3 separate regions of the Homo sapiens genome follow, and all the other regions are linked to region 2. The links are chromatin contacts, found by Hi-C or POLR2A ChIA-PET in ENCODE. All regions are on one chromosome and are shown on one strand. The core of a region is the stretch at or near the end of the contact, and the rest is flanking DNA. Distances in the headings are between cores, read along the strand shown.

What was found. A loop is a pair of places that touch in the nucleus more often than their neighbours do. ChIA-PET counts read pairs that join two places held with the same protein, here RNA polymerase II (POLR2A). Pooled maps may share reads with other maps.
Region 1: a map of naive thymus-derived CD4-positive, alpha-beta T cell shows a loop between it and region 2 (7-fold over the local background). The contact joins the enhancer-like site here to the promoter of TSHZ1 in region 2. A Hi-C loop is called at or near these places in 4 of 168 maps with a recorded cell type or tissue (CD4-positive, alpha-beta T cell, CD4-positive, alpha-beta memory T cell, CD8-positive, alpha-beta T cell and 1 more) and 8 of 50 pooled maps. POLR2A ChIA-PET finds 5 or more read pairs at or near these places in 5 of 52 experiments (T-cell, activated CD4-positive, alpha-beta T cell, activated naive CD4-positive, alpha-beta T cell and 1 more).
Region 3: a loop to region 2 is called in a pooled map, with 13 times the contacts of the local background. The contact joins the promoter of LINC01922 here to the promoter of TSHZ1 in region 2. A Hi-C loop is called at or near these places in 1 of 50 pooled maps. POLR2A ChIA-PET finds 5 or more read pairs at or near these places in 2 of 52 experiments (PC-9 and activated CD4-positive, alpha-beta T cell).

Annotation. Positions count from the first base shown.
Region 1 is chr18:74,367,408-74,371,062 of GRCh38, forward strand. No RefSeq gene overlaps it. Among named protein-coding and RNA genes, the nearest start is that of LINC01922, 40 kb to the right of the region's middle. Within about 2 kb of position 1,629, at least 3 of the 41 ENCODE cell types and tissues checked have a DNase peak (open chromatin) inside an H3K27ac peak, as active enhancers do.
Region 2 is chr18:75,209,074-75,212,989 of GRCh38, forward strand. TSHZ1 (teashirt zinc finger homeobox 1) reads left to right here and starts at 1,724. Exons shown (of 2, transcript NM_001308210.2): 1 at 1,724-2,843. The coding sequence starts at 2,804. PTGR3 (prostaglandin reductase 3) reads right to left here and starts at 66. Exons shown (of 2, transcript NM_175907.6): 1 at 1-66. RefSeq lists enhancers at 1-501, 1,541-1,835 and silencers at 1-780, 2,718-3,037.
Region 3 is chr18:74,406,872-74,411,090 of GRCh38, forward strand. It overlaps LINC01922 (long intergenic non-protein coding RNA 1922), which reads left to right and starts at 2,577. Exons shown (of 2, transcript NR_131977.1): 1 at 2,577-2,660.

The DNA of each region.
Region 1 (3,655 bases), core at 379-2,878, 840 kb before region 2:
ATGGCTCCCACGGAGTCCCACCTTCCTCTGCGTGTGGCCTGTGTCATCTGTTCCCATAGCCAAGCCTCAATCAAATCCCTGGCCCACAGAAACAGCAAGGAATAAATATTCACGGCTGTTTTCGGCCACTGGATGTTGGGGTTAATTTGTTACATGGCAATAGATAACTAACACAGTGGTGCAGTGTAGGAACAAGGTCAAGAACCAGGGTTTGCAAGCAAAATGGCTAGGTAAGCCCTTGAGAACAGTCATATGAAAAATATGAGAAAATGTCTGGCAAATTAGACTGTGCAAATTAGACTGGGCTCACTCTCACCTCACTTTGCATAGGAGGAGAACAAAGCTCTGAAGCCTTACTACCCAAAACAGATTCCTCAGAAACTCTGGGGAAACCTGTGTTCTTACCAAGTCCACCCACTCCATGGGAAACACTGATCTAACTGTTATCTCAAGATTGGGAAATGACAAAATGCCAGGGCTTCTTTCCCCAGTTAACTCCCCCCAGTGTTGCTAACATACAAGAGCCTGGTCAACCTGAGTCAGGGTTAGGTGCCCCCTTCCCAGTACCCTGTCTTTTCCCTTTCACGGGACTTTCTTGGTTTTGTAATTGCCCTTTTACTTCTCTCTGGGCCGTGCTGGCCTCCTGAGCCAGTCCTGGGTGGCAGGAGCCATGTGGTATTGCCATGCCTGGCAGCCTGGAAAGAAAGCCAAGGCTGTGAGAGGCAAGGTGACCTCTGCCTGAGGTCAGTTCAGCAGGCCGGTGACACACAGAGCAAGAATCGGATCTTTCAATGCTTAGCGCGGTATTCTCCCTGCTAAGCCACACAGTATGTCGCTACTTTCAAGAAGTGTTTAAAAACACGTGATCTAGGCCGGGCATGGTGGCTCACGCCTGTAATCCCAGCACTTTGGGAGGCCAAGGTGGGCAGATCACCTGAGGTCAGGAGTCAGGAGTTCAAGACCAGCCTGGCTGCCATCGTGAAACCCCATCTTTACTAAAAATACAAACATTAGCCAGGCGCCTGTAATCCCAGCTACTTGGGAGGCTGAGGCAGGAGAATCACTTGAACACAGGAGGCAGAGGTTGCAGTGAGCGGAGATCACGCCACTGCACTCCAGCCTGGGTGACAGAGCGAGACTCCATCTCAAAAAATAAAAAATTAAAAAAAAAATTTTTTTAATGTAAAAATTGGCTGGGCATAGTGATGTGTGCCTGTAATCCCTGCTACTTGAGAGGCTGAGGCAGGAAAATTGCTTGAAGCCGGGAGATGGAGGTTTCAGTGAGCGGTGATCGTGCCGCTGCACTCCAGGCTGGGTGACAAGGGTGAAACTCCGTCTCAAAAAACGAAACAAACAGAAAAATGTGATTTAAAGGAAGGACCTAGAAGGCACGTTCACATGGTCATTTTCATGGGTGTCAGCAGTCTCCGCTGTATGTACATACAACTCCTTTGAAAACCTTTCTTCAGATTAGTAGCTCTCCGTCTTTTCTGTCCTTCCTTGTTCCCATGTAAACTCACTTCTCACTTCACTCAGGGGTGACCGAGGCTTTGAGGGCAGTGCCTGGAGCTGATCTATTTGAAAAGCCGCTCCTGAAGTTAGCTGTATAGTCAGGGAGTGCCTTCCCCACTTCTCCTCTGTTGTCCTCGGGAATCACTCTTAATCGGCTTGGGCCAGTGCCCTGAAATCTTCCTAGTTTACAGCACTGAGAACTTTTTGAGAAACAAGCGTAAACACTCCTCAGTTATCAGCAGAGATGATTGGCCCTCAGAGATTGTGATCAAGGATCCAAAGTCCATCGAGCAGTAACACATTTTCCTGCCAATCCCCAGTCCCCAGCCAGGCAGTTGTTTTGCAGGCGGGGAAGCCGGGGGACTGACAGAGCCCCCGACGCACGTGGCCATGTGATCCACCGCCTCAGAAGGTCCCCAGGAAATGTGGTAAACTTGCTACGGCTCCCAGTGTAAATGACAGCTAATGGTTACAACTGAGATTTTTATGGCTTATCTATAAAACAAAGAACTTTTATATATTGTAAAATTGAGTAAGCTTGGTATTTCCCAGAGCAATAAATTCAGCCATTTTCCTCCCAAGAACTTTAGGACTTTGTAAACCAAAGTAAACCACACTATGTACAAGGCTGTGGAGATGAAACAAAGGAAAGTATTTTTAGTTAAATTTCTCTTTAACCAGATTTACCACATTTCATTACTTTGCTGCCTACTATTGCTCTGTGGTCCCTAAGGAAATAAGTAGATGAAATTGAGAATAAAAACAACATAAAGGAGGATATTCAATACCCCAGGTTGCATATAGTCAATCGGGTCACACAATGATTAAATTTAGCTCTAGTTAACCTGATTTCAAGTGCGGTTCCATTCTGGGGCTCTGAGAAACAGAATACTTACTCTAAATTATCAGAAAATATTTATATTGAAACATATGGTTTTGAGTTTCCCTGCCGGATAGGAATACTAACACACAGCAGGCAGGTTCTACTTTCAGGGATCACTGAACATGGCATTTGCCATCAACTTCACAACTTTATTTGGCCAAGGAGAACATCAACCAGCACTCCTTGCTGCTCACCTCTTCACAGACCTGTGTACACACACACACCTCCCCTATCTGTAGCATCTTGGCCCTGTCGTGTCTAGGAAAGAATATAGATTTCCATTGTCTTATGGGAACTGTGACATTTTGACAGGCAGCTCCATTTAGATTTAGTCCTCCAAAATTTTGCCAGCCTTGAATGTGTTGTAACATTGTTTGGAGAGAGGCTCCAAATTGTGGAAAATCTGTGTAAGTCAAGAGAAAGAATTTTCAGACACTTAAAGCTGATGATATAACCAGGCTGTGTAATTTCTTCCTGGGGAAAGGGAGGGGTGGGGTTTCCAAATCAGATTGGTTCTCTCTTGCCTGAACTGGTTTTAATTAAATAGTAATTCTGCAAGGAGAGTATGGAGATGCCCCAGATGTCCCCTCAAGATTCTGTCAAGCCTGCCTGCGGTTGACTGAGTCACAGGACACAGAACAGAAAGGGATCTTCCTCCTTGTGAGCCCAGCGCCTTCACTTGTCAGGGAGGGAGCTGAAATATGAGGATGCTATGCTGTTCCCACTCACACAATGATTATGAGCAAATACCACTATGTCACTTGGTATATTTCCATCTTCCCCTTGTTTCTTTTAAAAAAATTTTATTGTGAAGAATATAATGGATTCAAAAGAGTTCATGCAGTCATGTGTACAACTGAAAGAATAATAGTGAATAATAATGAAACAGAGACCTTGCACTCTCACCCAGGCTGAGAGACAGACCCCCGCAGGAACTTCAGAAGCTTCCTAAGAGCTCTTCCAGGGGTCGCCCTTGCTTTTCTTTAGAGTTTCACCACTGATGTATCCATCTCTATACAGTACATCGGAATGTCATCTAAATGGACTCAATACTGTATGTGTTTTTCTGTGACTTTTTTCTTTTTCTCAACATTATGTTTTGAGGTTCAACCCTGTCAATGCCTTAGTTGTAGTTTATCCATTTTCATTTAGATATACAGTCTCATCATATGAATCTACCATAATTTATCTAGTCCACTATTGAAGGAATTTGGATCATCCCCAGTTGTCATTTGTTTGTTTTTGTTTGTGTGTGATTTG
Region 2 (3,916 bases), core at 474-2,973:
CCGCTCTCTGCGCCGACGCTGGCCGGGGTCGGCCCCCGCCCGGGCCGCTCGGCTCGGCTGTGCTCTGCTCGGCTAGGGCGGGCGGGTCCGCCCCTCCTCCGGCCGGCGCCCTCCCCCTGGCTCCCCCCTTCCCCGCGTCGCCCGCTCCCGCTCCCCCCGCCTCCCCGGCGCCGGCGCAGCCCCCGCGAACCCGGGCGCACCACCCCGGGTGTCCCGGCCTGGGGACCGCTGCCGCCCCGGCCGCTGCTCCTTTAATCTTTTTGTTTTGGTTTGAATCTGCTCGGCGCAGACTGGCCAAGGATCCTCTCCGCCCTCCCCCTTCCTCCTGGCGCGGGAGAGGCACCGGATATCCCCACCCTCCCCGAGCTCTAAAAGCCGGATTTGACTCCTCTCGGGCAAGGGTGGCGGGGGGGACGGCGGGCAAGGGGGGACGGGGGACTCGCGCGTCCCGCGGTCGTCTGCGGCCCCGAGCCGGCGGCAGCCCCGGGCGTCCCCGGAGCTGCGCGGCGGCCGGCGCAGGCGCCTCCCCTTCCCGTGCGAAGCGTTCACTTCCTTGCAAGGTGGTACGAATCAACCCCGAGCGCGGCCCGGGCGGCGGGGCACGACCGGGGACCCCGGGCAGGGCGGGGAGCCCCTGCCGCCGCTGCCGCACGCGCACCCGTACCGACCGCGGGGCGGGGAAATGTCCAGTGCCTCCCGCTCCCCAGGCTGGTGGCTTCCTGTCCCCGGAACCCCTTGCGCGTGCTTTCTGTCCACGGTCTGTCCCATGCAAGTTGCAGGAACTAAGCCATTTTATTTATTTTGGCCTAGATTTCATGTTTTTCCATGAATGTTTTAAGTAGATCTACAAGACTGTTACAGGTTTCCCATTGGGAGAGAACACACATATAGAAAACCAGAAGGCCAAATTCCCAGAGCACAGACACATTTTAAAGTTCTACGTGGGGATGCCGAGGGACTTAACTGAATTGGAGACGTTGCACTGCTGTGTGAGGACCTCATTTTCGAACCCAGCTAGAAAGATCTGTCGTTCCATCGTGTCCGTTTTCTCCCTACTGGCGTGCATGGACCAAATGTCAATTCACTTTTTATAGAGGGGCCAAATTAAATATTTCCACACTTTTCTGTGATGAACTAAGTCCATCTTTACATTTTTATTTAAATTGTAAAATTTAATTTTAAAAATATCTTGCTTTTCAGTTACCCACGAATTACCAAAATATAAAAGCTACTCTGGGCTCCTCCCCAGCCAAATCTAACCCCCCAACCTGAGATTGCAAAAGCGACACAGATATTTTTCCCCCCAAATGTAGGACATGCTTCACCCAAGGGTAGTTTGGATGCACGTGGTTGCGTGTGTATGAATGTGCAAGTGTGTGTATGTGTATGTGTGTGTGTTGGGGGGGAACTAACAGGTTTAAAAATCTGCAGGAACTAATGTCTACTTAACTTAGAGCATATGGGTTTTACCCGGTATCAGCCAGTGGGTTACAATAACAACACTGAATGAATTCCTCCAATGTACAATCTTTTATGTTATGCTGTATTAAGATTTCTTTTTTTTGTCATATTGTTTAGCTCCGAAAAAAAGAAAACAAAGCAATTAAAAAGATTGACAGGTATGGTTTGTGAGAGACCTATTTGTAATTGTCAGGGTGACGTTGGCGAGAGGAGGAGGAGTAAAAACTGAAGCAGGAAAAGCAGCTCGATGTGTCTGTCTATCAGTTGAGACTGTCTGAAAGCTCTGCGATCCGAATGTGTGTTATATTTCACTGAAAAGAGGAGAGAGCGAGAGTGCATCTCCCTCTCTCCCAGGAGTTTGAGGGGGGGGGGGACAGTCCACGCTCATCTCGCCCACCCAGTGAATGTCTGCTCTTCACCCCCTTTGCACACACTCTCCGGGTTGTTGTTGCCTTTTTTTTTTCTTGGAGGGGGGGGTGCTTTTTGTGTATTTTTCAAATTTTTTTCTGTTGGAAGATCAAGACCGGCCAAAAATCCATGATCAAAATGTGTTTGCATTAGATTTCGCATTGGAAGAAGCGGCGATCCTGGCGGCCAAGCCCCCCGGGTGGAAGCGCGGGGCACCAAGTGGCGCTCCGGCGGGGTGACACTGTTTGATCTGTGACTGTTTGGAAGGTGGAGCAGCGCCTGACATCTCCCCCCGGCGCATGTATGTACGGGGGCTTCACTCCTCTGTCTTGTTTGCTTTCTTCCTCTTAGACTAAGTGCGGGGAGGAAAAGGACAGCCTGCATCGGCCTCGCTGGCGCACAATGAGAAAGCTGCGACCCGCGCACTAAAAACACTCGCCGCGACCCCCAAACAGCGAGGAGAGAGGGGGAGAGAAAGTTGCGCTCGGCGACTCTCGGCTCGCGGAAGAAGGCGCAGGGGAGCGCCCGGAGCGGCGCGCCGGGAGGAGCGCCCGCCCAGCAGCAGCGCGGCGGCGGGGAGGCGGCAGCATGGAGCGCGGGCCGCGGGCCGGCCCGCCGAGCGCCCGCTGCTGCGCCCGCGGCCCGCGCCGGGGATGACTCCGGGCTCGGCGCCCAGGCCCCGCGCGCTCCGCCCGCAGCCCGGCGCCGGGAAGCGGGCCGCGCGGCCGCCGCCGCCGCCTCCTGAGCGGCCCCGGGCGCGGCGGTCCATGCGAGCGGCTCCCCGCGGTCCGCGGCGCGCCCGGAGCCCGGAGCCCGCGGGGACGAGGCCAAAGTTGGGCGCGCCGCGGAGTTGCGCCCGCGCCCGGGGCCCCGCGTCCCCGCGCCCCGCGAACTCCGGCGGCGGCTGAGGCGACGGCTGCGGCGGCCGAGCAGCATGCCGAGGAGGAAGCAGCAGGCCCCCCGGCGCTCGGCAGGTAACGGGCGCGCGGCCCGCGCCGCGGGGAGTGGGCGCCGGGAGGAGCAGGAGGAGGGGGCTTCGCGGGCCGAGGTGCGGGACGTGGGCCGCGGGCCGCCCCAAGCTGGGGAGGGGAGGCCCAGCCTGCGCTGGCCACAGTCGTCTGGAGGCTGCGGTCGCCGTCCTCCCCCACACCCCCAACCTGGGCCGGCGCGTGGAGCAGAGAAAGTTCGCGGTGCTTCTCTGCGCTGCGGGAAGCCCGGATGGCCGGGGGAGGCCGGGGGCCGCGGGACGGCGGGTGCTTCTGGCTACCTCAGGAGGGGGCGTGCGCTGAGGGGAAGTAGTTGCTCCTTGGCTGCCGGAGCGCACTGGAAAAGTCCTCCAAAGGCGGGGAGGCTGAACCTGACACTTGAAAACAAGGTCACCAGGCTGGGACGCAAAGAATGTGTTCAGAAGATTTCTCTGGAAAACAGCAGCCTTTAATGTCCTGTGCAAGAGGCCCCCCGCCCCCACTTTTTTTTTATTACCTCTAAAGATGTCTTTTGATCAGGCCAGCACAAGGCAGTGATAGTGCAGACTCTGATTGAACAGAAAAGTTATTTTTCTCTGGAGGAGGAACTGGCAGGAGCTGGTTTTCCTTGTTTTCTGTTTTATTAGAGGATTGCCATCCTTGATTTGATGTGTGATTGATCGCCTGTCATCTGGCAGCCTTTGATCTATTCATTCCTGATAAACATCAATAAATCACTCACCATGGAAACACACATGCTCCTGACAGCTCCGCCACTATCAGGGCAACTTTTCTCTCTCGCTCCCCCTTTTGCTGCTCCATTTTAATTTTGTCTCAGAAGTTTTACAGCTGCAGCATCCCTTAACTCAGCTCACCTACTAATCCATTGCTAAACCTGGGGTGGGTCAGCTGCCGTGCGTTTTTGAGCACAGGTTTGAAAATAGCCCAGTGATTCTGCTGCCTGCTCAAGTCTTGTCTCAGTTTTGGACATTGCGTTTGTGGGGCTGAGAATGCAACCCATATGCCAGTGAGTTATCGCTAAATAATAGAGTAAATCAACTCTCTCCAAGCTCTTAGGGTAA
Region 3 (4,219 bases), core at 1,327-3,826, 800 kb before region 2:
GGCTTCCCCACTGCAGGCTTTCCAAACTCTGACTCCAGAATCCGTGAGCATAATAAAAAACGGTTGCTTTTATGTCACTAAGTTTGGGTGATTTTTTTACAAAGCAGTAGCAACTATGACAAACTGACACATTTACAATATTATGTCTTCAAATACACAGACATTGCAGGTCTTCACACTAACCTAAGTCTCCTTTCTATCCTTTTTTTATTTTTATTTTTAATTGTTTTCGAGACAGAGTTTCACTCTTGTTGCCCAGGCTGGGGTGCAATGGCACAATCTCGGCTCATTGCAATCTCTGCCTCCTGGGTTCAAGCAATTCTCCTGCCTCAGCCTCCTGAGTAGTTGGATTTCAAGTACCCGCCACCACACCTGGCTAATTTTCTGTATTTTTATTACAGACGGAGTTTCACCGTGTTGGCCAGGCTGGTCTCCGCCCGCCTCAGCCTCCCAAAATGCTGGGATTACAGGTGTGAGCTACCTGGCTCCTTTCTATCCTTTTTTAAAATTATGTAATTTTCTGCAGAAAGGATATACACACCTTATGTTAAATTTATTGCTACTTTATTTTGTTCTTGTTGTTACTGTTATAAATGGCAACTCTTTCAATTACATTTTCTAACCACTTGTTGCTTCCAGCAAAACTGCTGCATTTAATACAATTAATTGGTTCTTTTTGTTTTTTAATTTGGGGTTTTGTTTTAAATGTATCCATCCTAATTGAAACTATGTACTCTTTGACCAGTATCTCCCCATACCCCCAGCCCTCATAACCACCACTTTATTCTCTGCTTCTCAGAGTTTGACTTCTTTAGATTCCACATGAAAGCGAGGTCGTGCAGTATTTGTCTTTCTGTGTCTGGCTTATTTCACTTAGTGTAATGTCTTCCAGGTTCATCCAGTGAGTTTTCTGAAAACAAATTCTTTTTGTTTTCCACTTAGACAATCATATGATCCAAAAAATAATGACAGTTTTCTTTCTTTCTTCTCGTACTTAAACTTTGATTTCTTTTTCTTATGTTGCTGCATTGGCTAGGACTTTCATCCAGGGTGGTGAGGATTTCTCCCCACTGTGGCATTTTTGTTTTCTATTTGCTTTGCTTCGTATTTGGCTCCTTTCTTCATCATTTCCTTTTTTAAAATTGAATTTATCAAGGTTTCTTTAGTTTTCCTCTTTCTCTCTTTGTTAGACAGTTACAGTTTCGATTTCTATTTTAACACACATACCTAATCTTAAAACCTCTAAATGTTAACCCCATACTTACCTGCCCCTATGGGCAGGCTCAACATTCCAGAATATTCTGTCCAGATAGCTCTGGATCAAACTGCTCTGGATGAAAAGACATCAGGAATAGCAGCCTTTTCCAGTTCAGAGGTTCTGGTTTCTGGGGCTTCTTCCCAAGCTGTCATGCTAAAAAAAAGGCTTAAGACAATTTAGCATATATTAATTATTGTATGTGATTCATTATTCAACACTGATTCCACCCAGGATTATTGATAAGGTGTATGTCACACCTGTTTCTCTCTTTCCTACTCAATGGTCACAACACCTGCCTACACCTGGGTGGCAGGTATTGGCGCCTAGTGAGTCGCCGCCAGATTCCCAGCTTCAAATGGCATCTAGCAAGCAGCCCACGACCCATCTTCCAATTTTCCACTACAATCCTGGGGAGTATGAGCACTCCTATTGCCAATCTCCTTAGCTAAACTTAAATAAACACAACTCACATTTCCCTAAAATGGCATCCAAGTGGTCAGAACCATTTGCATATTTCTTGATGAAACAGAAGACATACAAGCCGTGAAAAGGATGGAATTTTAATTTTGATAATGGGTGACAGCTTGGCTTCTCTCCCAATGTGGTCTAGTTTACTTAGATTTTCCTAGTTAAGCTAAAAGTCTTTCCCTCCCTTTGGAGAATAGGTCTCCCTTGAATACTCTGGAATTCATTTCCTCTCACTCAAAATTAAAGCTAATGAAAATTTCTATTATTTTCTTTAAAAAAGAAAAAAAAAACCCACTCCCTCAGAATGTCTTCACTCCACATTCCCTCCTACTTCCCACATCATTTTTTATTATCTTAGTTCCATTCTTGTTTCCCTAAATCAGTCATTTTTAAGAGCTAAAACTTATCTAGGTTTCCTACCTTATGCTATTGACTTCTTTTCTTCCTGTGTGCCTCTCTCACTCACTGCTCCCAGAAACCAATCCCATTCTTGGATATACCCGTTGGTCATTCTTTCACAGAGGGCATGGCCTGGCAAACATCTTAGACTGCAAATGTCTTTATTTCACCCTCACTCTTGAAGGATAAGCTAGCTGAGTACACAATTCGAGGATGAAAGCTATTTTGTCTCATTAAAAAAAAATGTTATTTGCTGGTGTTTAATATAGGTTGAGCATCTTTAAGCCAAGAATCTGAAATGCTCCAAAACCTGAAACTTATGTGTGCAGACATGATGCTCAAAGAAACCCTCACTGGAGGATTTTGGCTTTTTTTTTTTTTTTGAGACGGAGTCTCGCTCTGTCGCCCAGACTGGGTTGCAGTGGCATGATCTCGGCTCACTGTAAGCTCTGCCTCCCGGGTTCACGCCATTCTCCTGCCTCAGCGTCCTGAGTAGCTGGGACCACAGGTGCCCGCCACCACGCCTGCTCAATGCGTAAGTATAATGCAAATATTCCAAAATCCAAAAAAAGTCAGGATCTGAAACCATTCTGGTGCCAAGCATTGTGGGTAAGGGATACTCAGCCTGTATTGTCGATGAGAAATCTGGTATTACTCTAATTGTCATTCCGTGGTAAGAGATGTGCCATTTTTCTCTGAAGTTTATCTTTGATATTTAATAGTTATGATGAGTCTAAGTGTGAGGTTGCTTCTGTTTTTCCTGATTCGGACCTCACATGCTTTTTGACATGAAGACTTAAGTCTTTCTTAAATTTTAAAACATGGCTAGGCATGGTGTCTGAAGCCTGTAATCCCAGCACTTTGAGAGGCCGAGGCAGGTGGATCACCTAAGGCCAGGAGTTCCAGATCAGCCTGGCCAACATGGCGAAACCCCGTCTCTGCTTAAAAAAAAAAAAAAATTAGCTGGGCTTGGTGTGGGGGGGCCTGTAACCCAGCTACTTGTGAGGCTGAGACAGGAGAATTGCTTGAACTAGAGAGGCGGAGGTTGCAGTGAGCTGAGATTGCACTGCTGCACTCCAGCCTGGGCGACAGAACGAGACTCTGACTCAAAAAAATAAAAATATAAAATTCTAAAAATTTTTAGCCTTTATTTTTTCAAATACTTTGTCTTTCCCATTCTCTGCATGCCTTCCCTCTGAAGGAAGTTCTATGGGTTCGATTATGTCTAAGCCAGTTTACATTTCCTCTGGGCATGTGTTGGAAGTTTTCCTTTCGTGTCCCATGCTGTTCTGTGTCCCTCCTGCGGTTCCCTCTGCCGCGTCCTGTCCCATGTTCCTGGTAGCTTCTGCAGACCTGCCTTCCCACTCGCACATGCTTTCAGTCGCGGCTGGTTTACTGTGCAGTGCATCAGTTGAGTTTTCATGATCACAACTGCATTTCTTAATAGAATTCCTACTCGTTCCTTTTTAATTTTGCCTGTACTTTTTTCATCCCCTCTCCTGAGACTTCAAGCACAGTTTTGTTGACATCTCTTCCAGATCCTTCCAGGGTGTGCTTTATTCTCATTGCTACATCCAGCCACTGGCACCAGGCAGTTTGTTCCCCACGTGATGTGTAATACTTGGCTTCAGTGTGAGCTAGTTCCATATGTAGACACACACCTGCCCTGGGGCGTGGGACATCCGCAGAGCCCCCAGGTTTCCTCATCTCTGGGCCAGTTTCCTGTGTTCTTTTCTCAGCTTATAGGCAGTGTGAATTCAGAGCCCGCACCTTCAACTGGCCCAGGATTCTGCCAATGCTTTTTCCACTCCTGGCGTGGAGGGGATGCCTCTGAGCTGTGTCCCCCGTCAGATGGGTGGATTTTTCTAACTCCCAGATCACAGTTGGGGCGATCCTCCTGGCTCCCTCATGAATGACAAATCCCAGCTCTGTGTGGAGTGTGGGGCATGAGGCAGGGGACAGAGGACAGCTGTGGGCTCAACTCCTTCCTCCAGGCAGGTGGAGGCAGAGCTCTGAGCGCTTCACAGTCCACTGAGTTCCCATCTTGGTTCTCAGCTGTGGCTTGGAGTTGCCTTCATTCTGGTGCTAGAGAAT